Linked DNA regions of Homo sapiens: region 2 is linked to region 1. The links are chromatin loops, found by intact Hi-C in ENCODE. Cell type or tissue: PC-3. All regions are shown on one strand. Links, peaks and the distances in the headings refer to the core of each region. The heading gives the core; the rest is flanking DNA. Region 1 has its middle 33 kb from the start of LINC00558. Region 2 has its middle 100 kb from the start of LINC00458.

Region 1 (2,921 bases), core at 182-2,681:
TCCCAGTAGATACCGAGACCTAACTTCAAGCTCCTTTCCTTCCTGAAGGTTTATTTTTTTCCCATTTAAGACCTTTCTTAAATTTTGCATCTTTTCTGTATTCCAATTATCAAGCTATATCCAGATGGATCTTGCATGTCCATATGACCTGGAAGAGGCACATTTAGTGAGAAAGAAAGAAGCTTTCTGGTTCTCAACACTGAAAATCCTTCAGTTTTTTGGCAGGTGTACTTGCCTGCCTGTGCAACTGAGCCTGTACTACCTGCTAAGGTGTGCAGTGAGGGGGGCAGAAAGAGGACTTTTTCTAGGGTGACTGGCACCCAAGCAGCCAGCACAGGACCCCTCTCAGGTTTCTCTGAGCACTGAGTACAGTGTGTTTGTGCTCTGCTCCCTCTCCAACCAAATCCCCTCTGCTATCAATTTGTAAACAACTCAGCTCTGCCTGCATAATATGTGAGCAGGCAATGCCAGCGCCACACTGTGCCCTTCCCTGTTCCCGGCCAAGTGCACCTGCTGCCCAGGGCTCTGGCTGCTGCTGCTGCTACTGCAGTTATTATGCTCTGCCATCGCCGGCCCTGCAGCTCGCTGGGCTGGCGGCACATCTTCAGCATGGGGAGGAATGTTTATTAGTTTTAATTGGTGGACACGGCTGGACAGTGACATTTGGGGAGTATTGCATGTCATTCATCCTGCACCAGGTGCCGGCTGCGATGGCAGATGTAGGTGGGTCAACTTAGAATACAACCTACGGATTATTGCCTTTCCAGAAGAAGGCAGCTGCTGTGCCTCTCCCCTACCTATGGGAGCACACACTTTTTCCTTTCTTTTTATACCTCTTGTGCTTTCCTAAGTGGAGAGGTTTTATTTATTCTGAAATACAATGGTTGGTCTGATTAAAAAAAAAAATCCCCTCTCCACAACTCATAAAATATACTCTATAAATGCAAGTACCTTTCTTTGTGCTTGACCAAAGAATCGCCCTGACTTTACTGTTAATATTCCATATGTTGCAAAAACTCATATATTCTGGGTGACGGCCTGGATATCAACTTAGCAAATATTTCTATATACAAATACAATGTTTTGCTTTCAAATTCTACTCCTACTTAACTCTGTATCTAACCTCTCACTGTTAAGAATCCTCAAGCTGTATGCTTTTCAATCTAACAAATTTAGCATTTCCATGTTTAGCTGCTCTTTGACTTTATGTTGCTTTATTGCTCCTCTTCCTACAAGGTTCAGGCAACGATGCCCATAGCAGAGTCAGGTGGAAACATTAGAAATCCTTCCAAGCAGCAATGGATATGTGAGTTGCCAGCTGTCTCCCTTGGACGCACTAGTCCTGGACAATGGCACAGAAACACACATACAAAGCCTAACCTCAGGAAACGGTCATTTTTTTCAGGATTCCTTCCTCTACTTCAGCCCATCAGCAAAGCATTGGTTTCACCAGACCATCGGAAGCCGAGAACTTGGCTTAAAGTTGTTGCTTTATGCTTTAATGATGGTGGTGTGTCTCATATATAGCTTCTGCTTGTTTATACATTTATATCAGCCTCAGCTGCTGCGGGAATGAGCTGAGTGCTTAGTGGAAGTTTCGAAAGCGCAGCACCAGAAACTAAAACTCTTCTGCCACCTAGCGGTAAAGTAAAAGCTGCAATCATTGGAAAATGTTAAAACGTCTGTAGGACTTGGGATATCAACTTGTTAAACTTTGGCTTCACATTAAAAGGACACAATATAAACATATACCCCATGTCCTCAAAAATAGTAATTAAAAGTGACCTAAAAGTAATGTTTTAATGAAGCCAGACCTCTAAACAGTAAACTACTAAAGACAATGTCCTGTGCTGATAAATAATTGCAGCGCTCTGAATTGCTGATTTACAAAACAAAGTGACCCAAGAAAATAAAATCGCTATATTCAATTTCATTTCCAGATTATCACAGTTTATTTTTCTTCTTTAACCATCGGTTTTTAGCTGTACACTATTCAAAAGTGGAGGGCGAGCTTGGAGTGTGTTTGTGAGTGAAATGAAGGTTATTTGCTTTGAAAAACCTACAGCTCATGTTATAGCGTAGAGTATGCACAGCCACAGAAGGTGGCGCTTGCCCTGAAACATGAGGAAAGAGGGAAAGAAAGTTCAGGATCTGTGAAACTCACACGTAACAGTAGAATTACTGAATCCTGTCTTTATTTGATTTTAAATGATGACACAAAATAAATACTGTAAAATAAAGCAACAAATTATTAAAACACTTCCAAATTGCTGCTGAATGGGTCGATGCCATTGTTTTGACACAAGTAAATGTGAGGTCTAACGAAATCGCTCTATACATGATGGGAAGTTGATGTGTCTTCACAAAACAACAGGGTTTGAGGAAAGATGAGTACCTGGAAGCATCTTAGGAAAACACTCTGAGTAGCAGATGGCATGGTTTCTTATGGATGCTTAGCATTCAACGGAGAGAGAGATTTAGATAATGCTAACAGTGTAGAAATTGCAGAATCAAGTATCTTCCCTCTAAAAACGTAAAATAAGAAAACAAAACCTATGCATAATTTAAGGATGCCCCAGGACAGTTTTAAATTATGCAATCCACATATCCATGCTTAATGTATTCCTTGCGTACTTCATGACACTGATCACCACCCCCTCCAACACACACACACACGCACACACATACACACACTTTATTTCTGAAAAGAGTTAAAGAAGCAAGTCTGTATCTACTATGTAACATTCATTTCTAAAGCAAATATACCGGTGAGCAGGGAGGCACGAAGGCATTTGCTAACTAAATGCTTCTTTTATCAACTCAGTGGTCTTCTCTGTTCTGAAAGCTTCTCAAACGTGTATAATGGCATTAAAAGCACTTTCAATAAAGTTCATTACCTTAGTGGTCCTTCCCATCTTCAT
Region 2 (2,921 bases), core at 140-2,639, 250 kb before region 1:
ATTAAGCAACAATAAAAAATAATTACTAGTACTTTACTCAGTACTTGCTTAAACTATAGCAATGTAACAAAGGAAAGAATGAAAAGGAGAGAGAGTGGGTATGGGGAGAGAGAGAAGGAAGGAAGGAAGGAAGGAAGGAAGGAAAAAAGAGAAGGAAAAAGAAAAAGAGAGAGAAGGAATGAAAGAGTTAAATAAATGGAGCTATGGCTATGAAGTCTGAAGTTATTAATTAGCTCAATTTCTGAAGCTTTTTAAAATATAACATACTAAATTTTTAACTATTCTTTTCTCAATATTAAATGAAGGCTCATTGAATCTAATCACAAGACCAGTCATCAGTGCTTTGTTTGTCAAACGGTTTAGGTTCATAAGCTATGATCTTTGGGACATATGCCTAGACAAATTTTCAGTAGTTCATTTAAGAAAGAAAAGTCAGACTGCCTCTGGTAGATGTTAGCTTTTTTCCTGTAAATTGTACTAATATGGAAACATGGTAAAATTCCTTAACCTCTTCAGTTGAAAAAGTCCTTTACGTCTTAGGAGCTATAGTCATGTTTAAGAGTCTTAGAGTCTCTTACTCTCTTTTCTCTCTCTCTCTTTTTCCTTTCTCTCTCTCTTTTTCTGACTTATCTCTTTTTCTGACTTAAGTGTTTTGTTTTTCGTTTTTGGTTTTTCAGCTTTTACTTTGCTCAGGCCATCGGACTAGGCTACTATGTGCCCCGTTTAGCTCCCAACTGAGCCTTTTATTCTTAACCAGTGGATTGGCTAGTTCCCAATTTCTTTCTGTTTTTGAATTTTTTTTTCCTTTCTCTGCTTTGTCTCAGCTGGTCTGCAAGCCTTTAGAGACGACTGCCTCATTATTTCATGTGTATTGGATTCAGCAAATATTGTAACTGCAACTGTTGCCTATTTAGGGTTCCTCTATTTCGCTGGCAAGAAGCTGTTGCATCATGCACAGCTGAAATACAAGGCTCACAATGTCTATTTACTCGGTCTTTTTTTGTCAGGGTAAAACAAACTTTGACTACAGTGCTTTCCAGTAGTTTTTACATGGCTGTTCCTGTGTTAAATAGAAGAATATCACAATTTTTAAAGTAATTTCCATGGATTCCAAGTCACATTTCACATCTAACTCCACTTAACAGGATTGAAACACGCAGGTGAATACAAATGGGGGAAACTTAAGCTATAAGAGCAGAGTTAGCATACTAAGAAAGTGCTGGAATAAAATCTAGGTAATTAACAAAATGGCCATACTCAGTGAAATAGCCACAGCTGTGACCAGGAAAGGTGGTTCTTACACTGGTCTGTTCAGTCTCCTTTGTGAACAGACCCAACTGTTGCTAGTGAGTCACCAGTATTCAATATATGCAATAGCAACATGTCTACAGCCACAGTTCCTTATTCCATGCATCAAAGCACACTGAAGTTCCGGCAGTCTGACTGAAAGATGACTCATCTACCAAGACTCAACTTAAGCAGGACTTCCTCAGTAAGGCCTCCTCTAGTCTTCAGCAAAAGTAAGTGCTTCTGCCTCAGGGTCTATGGAAGCTGAGACATACCACTAACACTACATCTATCACATACTATTGTCATTGTCTTCACACTGATGAATCTCATCCATAGGACCTCAGTTGGAGGTGAATGGACAATAATCATGCTAAAAACACCTGCACAACTGCAACAAGAAATTTTTTTCTTGGTCTTTCTGAATTTTGCCTGCTAAGACCTCCTACTTACCCCTACACACAAATTTGTCTTTTAACTGCCCTTTGCACATATATTGGTTTAATATTTTTCCTTTGCTGCTGTGCTACCTGAACTGCAAAATTGAATCTCTGGATTACATGTTATAGTAACACAATCTCTAATATTTTCAGGTGAATAAATTTTTTCTCTCCTAAAACAATTTGAGGATAAGCCGGACACTATAAAAACACACATATATTACAGGGCCTCAGTCCTTTATCTACAGTTCTAAAATCTGAACTCTGAAAATAAAAAGTTTGTTTTGCTTTGTTTTTGATTATTTTTGTTTTTGTTGCTTTTATTTTTTGTTAACTCTCATTTGGCAGCACACTGTAATGTCACTGGAACTCATTTGCTGGCAAAACCAAACCAAAACTGATATGTGAATAGTTATGGTCTTTATTTATTCTGTGGTATTTGAAAAGACATATTTTATATAAAGAAATAGTAATGTGTTTAATTGTAAGATGCTGTCCAAACCCTACTGAGATGTTTTATATCATAAAGTACATTTTCCTTGTTACCTTGCTAAAATCCAAAGGATTCCATTTTCCATATGCATCTTGCCCCAAATGTTTTGTATAAAGAATTGTGGATATGTAGGTGTAAAATCAGTTTTCTTTTCAAATTGATTAACTCCGTGCTTATTCACCTGAAAACTCATTTCATGTCCTAACTGATGCCACCTGCAGTATGCAGACACCACTCTGACACCTTCTGCTTGCTCTCAACTCCTTCTTCCCTAATTTTTTTCCTCTTGACCAATTATTTTGATATCATTTAACATGGAATTAAGTTTCTGCTGTCACTGCTTTCTGTGCTTCCATTTATATTTAAAGTTGAACACAATATCTTTTAATGTACAAATTGACTAATTATAATTAAATTTCTCTGGGAATATCAAGTACAAATGATACGATTTTCATAAAGCATCTCATAGAGTTTTCACAGTGGCACCAGTAAATTGGCCTAATATTCATAGTTTTAGGAAAATTATCATAACATGCCAAAAATGTTTGAAAAGGAAATCTTCTAAGAAAACACAGTATTTAATCTCCCTTTTACAGACTTTCATAAAACAGGATATCTTCTAAAAGCAATTATCTAAATTATGCATGGATAGCTAAATAATTCAATGTCTACGTATTTTTACTAAAACAATTTCTTTCAGT

What was found. Peaks named below come from ENCODE experiments on the same cell type or tissue, not always from the same donor. Only the 100,000 strongest peaks of a DNase experiment are listed, where the experiment ranks them.
Region 2: a loop joins it to region 1, with 14 times the contacts of the local background. A loop is called at or near these places in 1 of 110 quality-filtered maps.

The regions. Positions count from the first base shown.
Region 1 is chr13:53,781,304-53,784,224 of GRCh38, reverse strand. No RefSeq gene overlaps it. Among named protein-coding and RNA genes, the nearest start is that of LINC00558, 33 kb to the left of the region's middle. RefSeq lists a silencer at 1,397-1,691. In PC-3, for the core only: a CTCF peak has its summit at 1,643 (motif pointing left); no DNase peak of the experiment used is centred there; H3K4me3 peaks cover 898 bases.
Region 2 is chr13:54,027,906-54,030,826 of GRCh38, reverse strand. No RefSeq gene overlaps it. Among named protein-coding and RNA genes, the nearest start is that of LINC00458, 100 kb to the left of the region's middle. In PC-3, for the core only: no CTCF peak of the experiment used is centred there; a DNase peak (open chromatin) is centred at 1,426; H3K27ac peaks cover 488 bases.